Regions from separate parts of the Homo sapiens genome. Here region 1 is linked to region 2. Evidence: read pairs that join two places in POLR2A ChIA-PET (ENCODE). Cell type or tissue: Panc1. All regions are shown on one strand. Each heading gives the region's core, and the rest is flanking DNA. Links, peaks and the distances in the headings are about the cores only. Region 1 holds the start of LOC105373421 (a long non-coding RNA gene). Region 2 overlaps YWHAQ (tyrosine 3-monooxygenase/tryptophan 5-monooxygenase activation protein theta).

Region 1 (8,154 bases), core at 1,866-6,865, 190 kb after region 2:
GAAGCTTCTTAAAGGCCCTCGACCCCTCTCGCTACCTATGAGGGCAGGACTGGAGAGGAGAAGGGAGAAGGCCGGAGACCAGGGGCAGCCCCCATAGGAAGCAGACTCCAGCCGCCTGGCCTCTCCCTTCCCCAGGGACGCCTCAGTGCGGGGTAGGCGCTACGGGAGACCAGGGAAGGGGCTGCTGCAATATTCGAGGTGAGAGTGTCCTGCACTGAAGCATGGTACAAAGAGGTGGGCTGGAGAGGGACGGTTCCAAGAGCAGCTGGCCACCGTCTGCTGCCCTGGCGTGCCCGCCCATTGTCCTCACTGTCTGCCACACCCTCCCTAGCAGGCCATACAAGGACATGTCCTCCCAATGTCCTGTCCCCCGGCCTCAGGCTCAGTCTTTCAGAATTGGCCTCCCTAATCCCATTCCGTCCAGGCTCTGCTAAGAGACAGCCAGGGAAGCTTGCAGGTGAATGTGCGTCTATGAGCAGGCGTTGTGCATGCAAACAGCCCTGCTTGGTGACGCTGAGCATTTTAACAGGAGCCCTCAGCAAGCAAACTCTTAGTCAAGGGGGTGACCCCTAGTGACATTTCAGGCTTTGGGGAGACCAAATCTAGAAGTCTTCTGAAGTCCCTGAAATCAGAGAAATGGGACCATTCTAATAACCAGAAAAATCAGCTTCCTTTGACCCTAGGCGTCTTCTCAGGTCCCCAAGGACAATCTCCTGCTTAATGCACATGACATCATGTTGACCCATTGGCCCAGGGTTAGCCTTCAGCTCTGCCCCCACCCTAGATCCTACTATAGCTGGAAGGTGGCGACCATTTGAACGTGGGACAAGGGACCATTTCTCCCTAGCAAGATGAAGTCACTTACCCAAGCCTTTGTGACAAGTCCGCATCAGAGCCAGCCCAGAGCTGCATCTCTTCCAGCCCTAAGACTGATGAGATAGATAGATAGATATTTGCCTTCAGAACAGGAAGGCTTTTTGTTAATGACTTTTTGTTAATGTTTCAGGGAGAGGAGCAGAGGAGCTCAGTCCAGTATGATTGGCATTTGGTGAAACCTAGTGGTGCAAATGTTCTGATTGGGATGTAACTAACACTCATCCATCTAACCCCTCTAATGTAATCCAGAGTCAATGCACCGTCTCGAGTCTCCCTCTCTCTTCAACACCCCACCCACCTCGCGTCAATATGGAAATACCGTCATTAAAGATAATTACCGAAGGAACAAGCCCCCTGGAGAGTACAACCATGAGGATAACATGCAAAAAGAAAAACTTAAAGCTCTCCATGAAAATTTACTAAGCTAAGGCAACAGAACCTTCTAATGAGTCCAGGTGCGGGCACCATGAGGTCTGTGTGAGGAAGGTCTGGTGACCTCTAAAAAGGACAGCTGTGGAAGAGGCTCAGGCAGGAATGGCGGATCCACTGTCGGCCTCACTGTCGGCCTCGCCCGGGAATCCGTCTTCATCTTTTCCCTTCTCATGAAGCTGTCTGTTGCCAGGCTGGCTATGGGGCTGCCTTATCCACACAGGAAGCTCACTTTTTGAGAAGGCAGCTGAGCCACGTGATGTCAGACGGAGCAGGGACTTCTGTTTGTCAGTGTCAACCATCTGGGAGCCAAAGGTGTTTCCACAACCACAAGAACCGGTTGAGATATTTTACTTGGATCTCTGGGCATTGCACACATCTGCGTTCCAGCAAGTGACCTCCACGCATGGAGGCAGCGGAGAGGAAGGGAGCTAGCTCCAGGAGCCGCAAAGCTCAGCACATTGGCTACAACACAGCCGGCCGATGACTCTAACGCCAAGAAGGAACTCTGGAAGAGAGGAGATCGTGGTTTATGACTCTCTGTGTCCTCCACACAGACAGCAAAGCACCAACAAAGGATAAAAAAAAAAAGAAAGAAAGAAAGAAAGAGAAAAACCAATACAACATTGATGAATTACGACTCCTTAACATACTCTGTATCCTGTGAGAGAAGTTAATATTCTCCCATTCTCATTGATGAAAATCAGAGGCAGGAAGAGGCCCAGAGGTTTAACCACACTGGGATGTTTCTCTGTGTGTGCGTGTGTGTGTGTGTGTGTGTGTGTGTGTGTGTGTGTGTGACAGAGAGAGAGAGAGACAGAGAGACAGAGTCTTGCTCTGCTACTCAACTCACTGCAACCTCCACCTCCTGGGTTCAAGCAATTCTCCTGCCTCAGCCTCTCAAGTAGTTGGGATTACAGGCGCCAGCTGCCATGCCTGGCTAATTTTTTTTTTTTTTTTGTATTTTTAGTAGAGATGGGGTTTCATTATGTTGGCCAGGCTGGTCTCGAACTCCTGACCTCAAGTGATCTGCCCACCTCGGCCTCCCAAAGTGCTGGGATTACAGGCCTGAGCCACCATGCCTGGCCAGATGTTTCTTAAGGACAGCTTGCCCATGTCCAATCCACAGGGGCCTATAGTCCTACACACTAGTCTGGACTATTCCTAAAATCCACCAGTCACTTTGCGGCCTGCAGATCTTGCCCGTGGACTCCCTCTCCCCGACATTTCTTTTCCTTTTCTCCCCCAGTACAGTCCTGGTCCTGATCATTGTTTATAGGCTTTTATTTTTATTTTTGAGACGGGGTCTTACTCTGTTGCCCAGGCTGTAGTGCAGTGGCGCGATCACAACTCACTGTACCTCCTGGGCTCAAGCAATCCTCCCACCTCAGCCTCCCAAGTAGTTAGGACTACAGGCAAACATCGTCGTGCCTGGCTAATTTTTAAATTTTTTGTGTAGCTGGTGATCTTACTAGGTTGCTCAGGCTGATCTTGAACTCCTGATCTGAAGTCATTCTCTTGCCTCGGCCTCCCGAAGTGCTGGGATTATAAGCATGAGCCACTGTGCCTGGCCTATGTATGGTCTTTTTAAAGCCAGCTTCTCAAGAACCTTCTATAATTCCTCTGGCCAGAGTTTAAAAAAAAGAAGAAAAAGATGGCCAGGCAGAGTAGCTCACGCCTGTAATTGCAGCACTTTGGGAGGCCGAGGTAGGCGGTTCACCTGAGGTCAGGAGTTCGAGACCAGCCTGGCCAACATGGTGAAACCCCATCTCTACTAAAAAAACAAAAAAAATAGCTGGGCATAGTGGCAGGCGCATGTAATCCCAGCTACTCAGGAGGCTGAGACAGGAGAATCGCTTGAACCCGGGAGGCGGAGGTTGCAGTGAGCCGAGATTGTGCCATTGCACTCCAGCCTGGGCAACAACATCAAAACTCTGTCTACTAAATTGAATATCTGCACACCCTATGAGCCAGCAAGTCCACTTCTAGGTTTACAGCCAACAGAAATGCATGCAGATGTACCAAGAAACAAGTACAGTACTCAGCAGCCATTGCTCTTTCCATATGTCCATCAACAAGAGAATGGATGAATATATGTTTATAAAATGGAGTGCTATATGACAATGAAGGGGAAGCAAACTATTAATACCACTACACACAATGACATGAGTCTCGAGTCCAAGAAACCAGACCCGAGTGTGTATAAACTGTGACTACATTTATATAAAGTTCAAAAGCAAACAAAACTAATGCATGGTAGTCAGGAGACTGGCTACTTTTGGGAGGTAAGGACTGGATGATGATAATATTATAATGTCCTGTTTCTTAACATGGGTAGTGATTTACATGATGTATTCACTTTGTTAAAGTTCAACAAGATATATACTTATGACTTGTGCACTTTTTGTACGTGATTTGTGCACTTTGACTTTTTTAGTTGAAAAGTAAGGTGTGAGTGTGCTTCCTTCACAAACCCTTTTCTCCCAGCTGCTTGCAGATGATGATGAGACCATAGGGGATGGTGGAGCAAGAGGCTGGGAGGAACCTCAATCCTTGAGTCACTCAGTGGAGGAAAGCTACCCACGCCCAGGAACAGCCACCTTGACCAAGACCTGGCAAGCAGTAGACTTCTATCTACTATGTGTGTTTAAGCTAGAAAAAAAAAGAGAAGGAAGGAAGGGAAGGAGGGAGGGAGGGAAATAAATGGTGCTTAATATTTCAATAGCAATGATTAGGAAAAGAAGAACATTAGGGTTTTGTTGTTACAAAGGTGGCAAACTCGCCTGGATTTCTGCCTCCATTCCCCTAAAGCAACCTAGTGAATTAAGAAGGCGGCTGAAAAAGGAATGAGGAAGGGCTCTATAAATTGTTATGGAATTATTTTCAGAATATGTTAGCAGGTAGAAAAAATAAAATCCACATGTGGTATGTTACTTTTTGTGTAAGAAAGAGAAATTTTTAAAAATATACAAATCTGTTTATTTTTGCAAAAAGAAACACAAGAAAGATAAACTAGAAACTAATGAAATTAATTACCTACAGAGGTGGGAGGGAATGGAATAGAAGGGAAAGGGGACAGAAGGATATTTCCCTGAGTATACCTTTTTTGCATCGTTTCAACAAACTTTTGTAACATTGTTAATGTGTTACTTATTCAGTAAGTAAAATTCAGTCAGATTGTATGGGGAGGGGTGATCCCTAAAACAGAGAAAAACCAAAACAAATAAATTGAATAAACATCAACCATAGGGGAAAACAGAAAGCATCCCCCACATCTGTGTTTATCTTCACATGGCATTTTCCTGTGTGTTTCTATGTCCAAATTACATGTCCCGCCCGCCTCCCCTCCCCAGTTTTTTTTTTTGTTTTTTTTTTTGTTTTGTTTTGTTTTTTTTTTGTTTTTTTTTTTTTTGAGACGGAGTCTCGCTCTGTCGCCCAGGCCAGACTGCGGACTGCAGTGGCGCAATCTCGGCTCACTGCAAGCTCCGCTTCCCGGGTTCACGCCATTCTCCTGCCTCAGCCTCCCGAGTAGCTGGGACTACAGGCGCCCGCCACCGCGCCCGGCTAATTTTTTGTATTTTTAGTAGAGACGGGGTTTCACCTTGTTAGCCAGGATGGTCTCGATCTCCTGACCTCATGATCCACCCGCCTCGGCCTCCGAAAGTGCTGGGATTACAGGCGTGAGCCACCGCGCCCGGCCCAGTTTTTTTTTTTAAAGAGACAAGGTCTCGCTCTGGCACCCAGGCTGGAGTGCAGTGGCGTCATTATAGCTCACTGTAGCCTCAGTCCTCCTGGGCTCAAGCTATCCTCCTGCCTTAGCCTCCCAAGTGTGAGAAATATTGAAAAGGGCTTCCTGGAGGTGGCGAAAGAGGATGTTCGCCTTTCAGGACCCAAGACCCCTAGGTGGTTCCTGCCTTCAGAGAATTTTCTGCTCGGAGTCCCTGTTCCACAGGAGCAACCCCGGGAGCCGCCACACTCGGCAAGGTGTCATCCGTTGGGTGGCTGGGGCACAGAGCTGGGGAACTGAGTGATGTCAGAACCAGGCCTGACCATACCTCGGTGCGGCCATGGGTCCCCAGGCCTCCTCAGCAGCAACGCTGGGCCCACTAAAGATCCCAGGGTCCCTCCAGCGTTCTCAGCTCTAGCGTTTGGCATTTGTGGTGGGGAGACATTAATGCTCTGCTGGTATGTGCGGATCTGGGGTTGTATATGCTTCTAGAACACGGGCCTGTGGGTTCTCAAGCTCCTGCTTGACACGGAGCCAACCTGGAGCCTGCTCTTCACACAGGGTTTGGTCCCAGGGAGACCCACAAGCCCACACAGGAGCCCTGGATATCAGCCTGCCAGGTGTCGGCAGTCACCGTGGGCCTCTCTTCTCTCTTCATACACCAGGAACCAACCCAGCCAGGTTAAAGGACTTGCCCAAGGTCACGCGGAGGAAAGCTGGTTGGTGCCAAGTGGTTAGGAGAGAAAGGGTGAGGTCATGAGAGCAAACCTAAGAGGGCTGCTACCGACTCCCAGGATGAAATCACAGATGAAGTCACAGAATCGGAATGCTGGCTTTGGGAGAGACCGCCCTGCTCCTTCAGGAAGCTGGGGGTGGGGGCGGGAGTGGGGGCGGGGAGCAGGTGCAGGGGAAGGGGTAAGAGCTCAGACTCTGGACTTAGAAGGATCCGATTGATGATTCCAGATCCCAGTGGCTTCATGAACGTGGGCGAGTTACACAACTTCTCGGTCTCCTGCTTTTCTCCTTAGTAAAACAACCCATGCCCCACGGAGGTGCCGTAAAGACAGAACGACTCTGCAGATAGCGTTAAGCACGATGCCAGCCACCTTGGAGGCGCACAGTACATACGGCTCATGGCATTTCAGGGAGCGGCAAGCCAGTTGCTGCCAACCCGCCCGATGACTGTGTCTAAGGCGGAATCTGGAAGCCTCTCTGAGCCTCCGTCTCCCTCACTGTCCCCTCGGGGTGAGGGAGGCCACTCTATAAGGAGACCATGTGTGTGGAAGCACCTTGGGAAACGCTGCGCGCAGGCCGGGACCCAGGGCAGTCGGCCTTCCTTATCCATGGATTCAATGAACTGCAGATGGAAAACATTTGAAAAAGATGTTTAAAAATAAAAAAATAACAATTTATTAATTTTTCTTTTTTTTTTTTTTTTTTTGAGATGGAATTTCTCTCTTGTTGCCTAGGCTGGAGTGCAGTGGTGTGATCTCGGCTCACTGCAACGTCTGCCTCCCAGGTTCAAGGGATTCTCCTGCCTCAGCCTCCCGAGTAGCTGGGATTACGGGTGCCCACCACCATGCCCGGCTAATTTTTTGTATTTTTAGTAGAGACGGGGGTTCACCATGTTGGCCATGCTGGTCTCAAACTCCTGACCTCAGGTAATCCACCCACCTTGGCCTCCCAAAGGGCTGGGATTACAGGTGTGAGCCACCACACAATTTAACAATTAAAAATATATATAAATGGCTGGTCGCAGTGGCTCATGCCTGTACTCACAGCTGTCTGGGAGGCTGAGGTGGGCGGATCACTTGAGGCCAGGAGGATCGCACGAGACCAGCCTAGCCAACATGGCCAAACCCGGTCTCTATTTAAAATACAAAAAATTAGCCAGAAGTGGGGGCATGTGCCTATAATCCCAGCTGTTTGGGGTGAGGCCCAAGAATCTCTTGAACCCAGGAGGCAGAGCTTGCAGTGAGCCGAGATCAAGCCACTGCAATCCTGCCTGGGTGACAGAATGAGGCTCTATCTCAAAACGAACAAACAAACAAAAACCCAAAAAGACATGAATACAGTATAACAACAATTTACATAGCACTTACATTGTACTAGGTATTATAAGTCATCTTGAGATAATTTAAAGTATACAGAAGACATGAGTAGGTTATATGCAAATACTACACCATTTCCTATTGGTGACTTGAGCATCCATGGATTTTGGTATCCACAGAAGGTCCTGGGACCAATCCCCCATGGACAGTGAGGGATGACTTTGCTGTGATTACTATTACCGGTGATCTGGTCCTAAGTACAGACCCAGGTGGCTGTGATTTGTATGTTTGTCCCTTCCGAAACTCATGTTGAAACTTAATCCCCAATGTTTCCATATTAAGAGGTGGGGCCTTTAAGAGGTGATTGGGTGAGGGATCCACCCTGCTGAGTGGGTGAATGGATTAATGGATTATCCCAGGAGTGGGTTGTTTACCTGGAGAGCACCCTTGCCCTGCGATGCCCCCTGCTGTGTTAGGAGGCCGCACAAGGCCCTCACCAGCAGCCCATCTGTCTGACTTTAATTTGAGAAGTCAATCCTAGGCCAAGGCAGCCCATGTCTGTACTGAGCCCCCACCTCAACTCCTTCAAAGAGTCCTGTTCCTGGGTCACCTGTGCTTGGGGACAAGGCAGAGGCCTTGGGGCTGTGACGTGACAGCACCAGCTCATGAGGGCCTGGCTGCTGTGCCAGCCGTCCGTGTAGAAAGGGCCCAGGGCAGGGCACAGGCCGGGCACTGTGAAGCTGAGCTGGCGTGAGTCAGGGCATGGAAGATTCCAGGCTGTCAGGTTCCTTTCTCTCCTGCCTGCCAGAAATGCCAGAATGGGACCCCAGAGGAGCCCGTCTGCATCTGTTGCCTTCGCCCTTGTTAAACAGGACTGATGTGGAGGCTAACATCTAAGAACTTCGGAGCTGGAAGGCGGCTGGTTCAATCACTCATATTCTTGAGGAAAAACTGAGACCCAGAGAGAGAAGAAAGAACTTACCCCGAGACACATGGCCCTGTGGTGGCAACACTCCATTCTCTCTCTTCCACATGGTGCCCTTTGTATGAAAATTCTGATATGTGGAGACT
Region 2 (6,469 bases), core at 1-5,000:
AGATTTCCCAACTGCCAAAGCAACACCTTGACTGAACTAATCCCATGCTATGGTATCATGTTCTAAATGAAACTACATGAGACTTAAAAATACTAGTTTTCTTAAGCAGTCCTTTGTGAGAAGGGAGGTGGTCCTCATACATCCAATACTGAACAAGGAGATAAGACGTTAAACCTTCTGGTCACCAGATTTTTGTTAGCCTTAAAAACTTGCTTGTGCTGGAAAGGGTTAGGGGAAATGAATGACCTTCTCAACCACTGCTGATGACAGTGTATACACATACCTTTTCAGAAGGCTATCTGGAAAAAACCGCACATCTTTTGATTTGGAAATTCCACTTCGAGAACTTAAGTAAATCCTAGCATAAAGCATGCAACAACGATCTTCTTCCCAGGGGTTGTTTGGAGAAAAATTGTTGACAGTGTTCACCACTGCATTAAAAGTCTGAACCACGGCCGGGTGCAGTGGCTCACGCCTATAATCCCAGCACTTTGGGAAGCCGAGGCGGGAGGATCACCTGAGGTCGGGAGTTTGAGACCAACCTGACCAACACGGAGAAACCTCGTCTCTACTAAAAATACAAAATTAGCCGGGTGTGGTGGTGCATGCCTGTAATCCCAACTACTTGTGAGGCTGACACAGGAGAATTGCTTGAACCCGGAGGCAGAGGTTGAGGTGAACCAAGATTGCGCCACTGCACTCTAGCCTGGGCAACAAGAGCAAAACTCTGTCTCAACAAAATAAATAAATAAATAAATAAAATTAAATTTAAAAAGTCTGAACCACATATGCCAAGCTACTATGAAGGAGGGGAGGAGATTTGCCGTTCATCAATTTTCACTGCATCTAATAGATTTCAATATAATTGCAGTCTGTGCGAAGTCTTTAAAAGAGCTCAGGGCTTTGGAGACAACTATGAAGAAGTGGCACTTTGAAAATATAGGACCCGGCCAGACACAGTGGTTCACGCCTGTAATCTCAGCACTCTGGGTGGATTGCTTGAGCTCAGGAGTTCAAGACCAGCCTGGGCAACATGGCAAAACTTCATCTCTACAAAAAATACAAAAATTAGCCAGGCATAGTGGCAAGTGCCTGTAGTCCCAGCTACTCCGGATGCTGAGGTGGGAGGATGGCTCGAGCCCGGGAGGTGGAGGTTGCAGTGAGCCCAGATGGCGCAACTGCACTCCAGCCTAGGCCACAGAGCCAGACTCTGTCTCAAAAATAAAAACAAATCAAATCAAACCAAACAAAAAATAGGACCCACTGAATAAGTTTCAGTAAGGTGAACTGTAGAGTTTGAACAGCATACACACAATAATGACAAGGGGAAAAATGACAAGTCTAGCTAGACAAGAGGTTCAGGTAAGATATCAACACGTTAGGAAGAAGCCAAAGGACAGCATGACACAATCCAATACAACTTAATACAGCTCATTTTATTTATGGACTAATCCAAGGCATCTCAACCTTGGCATTATTGGCATGGGGGGGGCTGGGGTCTTCGTTGGGGAGTGTCCTGTGCACCGCATGATGTTTAGTAGCATTCAGGCCTCTCTACCCACTAGACGTGAGCAGCACCTTCCTTCCTCAAGTCTTAACCCAAAAGGTCTCCAGATGTTGCCAAAATTCCGCTGGGGGCAGTGGGGAGTGGGTAAAATCACCTGGTTGAGTGACACGAACCTAACCTTAAACTTACAATATTCTATTTCACTCTTTTTTTTTTTTGAGACAAGAGTTTCGCTCTGTCGCCTAGGCTGGAGTGCAATGGCACAATCTCGCCTCACTGCAACCTCTGTCTCCCCGATTGTAGCAATTTGCCTCAGCCTCCCAAGTAACTGGGATTACAGGTGCCCGCCACTACGCCAGGCTAATTTTTTGTATTTTTAGTAGAGATGGGGTTTTATCATGTTGCCTAGGCTGGTCTCGAACTCCTGACCTCAGGTGATCCACCTGCCTCGGCCTCCCAAAGTGCCAGGATTACAGGCGTGAGCCACCATGCCCAGCCCATTTCATTCTTTAAAAAACAACAACAAAAACCTTGGCTGGGGCACATCTCTACCAAAAATACAAAAAATTAGCCAGGCATGGTGGTGCATGCCTGTAATCCCAGCTACTCGGGAGGCTGAGGCAGGAGAATTGCTTAAACCCGGGAGACAGAGGTTGCAGTGAGCTGAGATGGCGCCACTGTACCCCAGCCTGGGTGGCAGAGCAAGACTCCATCACAAAAAAAAAAAAAACCCAAACCCCCCAAAACTCTTGCCTTTAAGCAGCCTACAATCTAAGGGCAAAACCCACAACGTCAATGAGTTTTTAAATCTTATTACACTATTGTGTGTATAAGAAAGTCTTCAATATTACAGACTAGGAGTTTTGCCCATCACAGGTCTACCTTCCTCGTTAGAAGCATTAATGTCTTATATTTATTAAAATGCACAAATTCCTCAAAACAGAAATTCACACCATGGTCTTAAGTGAGCTGCCATGTACTTAGGGCCTACTGTGTTTCATGTCATAAGCAGTTACACCACTTGGGTTAAAATCCTTGCTCTTAACACTTACTAGCTTTGTAATCTTGACCACATTACTAACTTCTTTATGCCTCATTTTCCTCAACTCTGAAACAGAGATACTATCAACCTACCTTAGGGGAGCAAAGTGAGTATAAAGTGCTTAAAATAGTGTTTAGTGTGCAGTGAATACCTGGTAAATGTTAATTATGAGCCATTATTCTAACTACAAGCCCATAAAGGCAGGCACCATCATCAATTTACAGAAGAGAGAGAGTCTGAGGGATTAAGAAATTTGCCAGAGTCCACGAAAATAAAAGGTAATGGAGCAACGATTCAAAAATTGATTCAGAGCCCATACTTTTTCCACTGTGTCAATAAAATCACATTCAGATTCATTAACTATGAAGAAAAACATATCAGTCTTACTAAAAAATAATGAGCAGCGTAAGACATTTTTTATTGAGATTAAATTTAAACACAACTAAATTCAAGCATACTACTCAATTAAGGTTACAAAGCTTTTACACTAAGACAGACAACTTCCAGAGATTCCCTACATACTATTTTAACTCTCATTTTTAAAAATTGCGATATGCACTTTAGTTTCTGAAATTGTTTATGCATTATGCTGAAGTAATTTACTGAAATTCTACTAGAACTGATGTACAGGAGAGGATAATATGATGTCTAAGATAGAAATTATCTTGTATACACTCAAACTGCCTGGTTCTTATTCCAAGGTCACTGACTTTGTAAATGACAGATTTTGTTCCCAAGTCCCAGAAGAGCTTTGTGAACCCCTCTAACTTTTTCCATTTGCCCTTCCCTCACATCCAAGTTCTTCTTAATGACTCCTAAACATCTTACCTGTAATATTTAAGCCCAGGGTTTTGTTTTTGTTTTCAGAGTCTCGCTCTGTGGCCCAGGCTGGAGTGCAGTGGCACATCTCGGCTCACTGCAACCTTCGCCTCCCAGATTCAGGTGATTCTCCTGCCTCGGCCTCCCGAGTAGCTGGAACTACAGGCATGTGCCACCACGCCTGGCTAATTTTTTTGTATTTTTAGTAGAGACGGGGTTTCACCATGTTGGCCAGGCTAGTCTCCAACTCCTGACCTCAGGTGATCCACCAGCCTTGGCCTCCCAATGTGCTGGGATTACAGGCATGAGCCACCACATCCAGCCAAAGCCCAGTTTTTTTGTGTCTAAATTTTGCTCTTGCCAACACTCAGTAAGATCACCAATGACTTCTGCCTCACTTCTTTCTGAAGCCATTTCCCTAAAGTCACCAGTTTTCAACCTGTCATGTATTCTTCAATCTGGACTTTAAAAACTACTCATTTAAGAGGTGGAAGGATGTCAGAGCAGAGCAGAATGGCTAGGACCTGCATTACTCTACAGCCCCAAACCATGAGAACTCGAAGAGACTTAGAAAGTTAAGCCCAAAGTCTTCGGTTTTACAATGACACTGAGAGACAGCTCTAACTGGATGAAATCTTAACTCCCCTCATCTTAGAGAGTTTGGTTCACTTATAGTTCTTTACTCTTGGATTTTAACATTTTTTTGTGCTTCCACGGTTCAGTAACCTCTTTCAATACCGTGATTATCAAAAGGGTTGAGAGTTGTTCACACAGTTATTTTGAATACATGGTTTAAGTAATTCTGCCCCAACCTACTCTATGAAAGGGAGGAGGCTGAGAATATCTGCTCTTTTCTACCAAAAATTTAGCTATCCTTCATGTTACTTTAACTAGTCTTCTATAATTACCAAGTTAGTCTCACCTCCTCCACACCAAATCTTTCTTCCTGTTCACCAAAGGAAAAAAAGAAAACCCTATGTTAGCACGCATGTTCAAAAACTTTAGGTGTTACTCTACTTTCCTAGACTCCTTATTAAATTACTAACTCATCAATTATCACTTGTCTTATAACTTCCTTATCTGTCAGTTCAGATCACAGACTGGTTAGTCAGCCCTCAAACCACGAATTCTAGATGCTGCTACATGTACAGTGGTGCTGACATCTGTAATCCCAGGACTCTGGGAGGCCAAGTCATGAGGACTGCTTGAGGCCAGAAGTTCAAGACCAGCCTGGGTGTAACAAGATCCCATCTCTACAATAAATAAATAAAACTTTAAAAAAACCAGTTTCCCATGAACCAAATGAAGAAACCCCCCTTACTCCAATCTTCTATAAATGATGATGGCTGCCTTCCTTTCCAGGCTTGTCTCCTGCAGCAACTCTGCACATGAACTCTGCTCCAGCCACACCGACACACTGTTCCCCGAACAAGCCCTACCCCGGATATTCCTTTAATACTGACACCTCCGCCAGCCTCTTCCCTCAACGTTCACCCCAAAAAAACGGTATCTTTGTGAAGCCTTTTCAAAGGTTTCTATTTCCTTCAGACTACATAGCATTGTGTTCATTAACCATCTGATGGGAATATTGTGGTATTTATGTTTGTGTATCTCTCACATGCTCTCTAAATTATAAATCATCAGAGGGCAAAATCCACGGTTCTGTTTTGTTCCTCCCCATATTGCTCAGAGCACAGTGCCTGGCACACAGAAAGCTCTCAATACAGTTGCCAACTTGAAGAAGTGCTTTCCCAAGATATTTTTTATAGGTTGGCCACCAAGCCCCAGTTAGCCTCTTAAGCCATTTTATGAATATTTCATTTATGCCTTGGTGTCTCGGATTCATCAAACTAAACTATTCTATGTCTTCTCAGTATATAAAAGAGACTGTCCTAAATTCAGGGGTTGTCCCCATTGAAATGGTCTGTATGAAAGTTCTATTCTAATAACACCTGGTCTCTCTCTCAAGCTACGTATCAACTAAGCAAAACTCTTCCCCGACTTACGCCATCATAAAAAGCAGAATTTATAAGAGCCACAAAATAAAACGAATATTCCTTTGGCTCAGAGTCACCTTGCTCGAGAACAAGAAAAATCACGCGGTGATTCTGAATTGCTTCAAGGTAACTAATTGAAAAGCAATAAACTGAACAGAAATGAAATATGCTGTAAGAGTATCCAAAATACATACATAGAAAACCTTAACATATGGAATTCTTATGAGTCTTCCCTTGGTAACAGATAATGCTGTTAACAGCCATTACCATATGTTACTCAAGTTGAAGTCTACCACTACTTTCAAGTTGGCAAAATTTTTTAATACGAGCAATTCAGTCCAAAAAGCTTTTACAAGTGCTTCTTCAATGCCAAGCAGGGACTGGAAGCTAAGAGCACACGGAAGAATACAACGAAGTTTTGACTTCATAAAGTAAATAATCTTAAGTTTTCTCCACTTTAGTACACACTGTCTGCATTACTTTCTTTGCCTCTTTACCAGTTATTTCCATCAGCCATGATTTTGTCCGGATCGCCTGTCATCGTATTAGAAAAATAGATAGGTTAAAAAAGTTTCGTGGATTTTTTTTTTTTAAACAAGGGGTGGGGAACATATTCCCTGCCCCACCATTCTGATGAGATGAAGAAAGGCGGCTTGGGGGGTGGGGGTGGGGGAGGAGGCCAGGGAGAAATTATTTCTTCCATTCCCTTTTGAAAAATCCCCAGTCTAGTATGCTTGTCTATCAAAGCCCACCTAAAATATGATGTGCACAAACACATCAAAAATAAGTAGGCCTCTTGTAAAAGTGACACTTAAAAGGCAAACCATATGAGATTATTTCCCATTTTATTCATAGAAATGACTCTTGGCAGCACTGAAACATTTAAAAACACTCCTGGATATAATGCTGGTATTTCAGTTTTAAAAACTTATCCTACGGATCAAAAGATCCATGGAATGACAAAGCTAAAAATGTTCTCTCTCACTAATAAGGGTGAATCACAGCAGCCACCTACTCCACCCAACAATCGTCCTTGCTAAGACTGGACAGTTCAAAACCTGGAAAGCTTTCCTTGTCTGCTCCACACTGGAAACGAATTCACTT

Evidence for each region. Peaks named below come from ENCODE experiments on the same cell type or tissue, not always from the same donor. Only the 100,000 strongest peaks of a DNase experiment are listed, where the experiment ranks them.
Region 1: POLR2A ChIA-PET joins it to region 2 with 8 read pairs; 9 of 35 experiments call an interaction of 5 or more read pairs at or near these places.

The regions. Positions count from the first base shown.
Region 1 is chr2:9,814,440-9,822,593 of GRCh38, forward strand. LOC105373421 (a long non-coding RNA gene) reads right to left here and starts at 278. Exons shown (of 3, transcript XR_007086206.1): 1 at 1-278. RefSeq lists enhancers at 5,328-6,527, 5,853-6,756. In Panc1, for the core only: no CTCF peak of the experiment used is centred there; no DNase peak of the experiment used is centred there.
Region 2 is chr2:9,623,039-9,629,507 of GRCh38, forward strand. All of the region lies in intron 2 of YWHAQ (tyrosine 3-monooxygenase/tryptophan 5-monooxygenase activation protein theta), which reads right to left. Among named protein-coding and RNA genes, the nearest start is that of YWHAQ, 4.7 kb to the right of the region's middle. In Panc1, for the core only: no CTCF peak of the experiment used is centred there; no DNase peak of the experiment used is centred there; H3K4me3 peaks cover 1,722 bases; H3K27ac peaks cover 2,532 bases.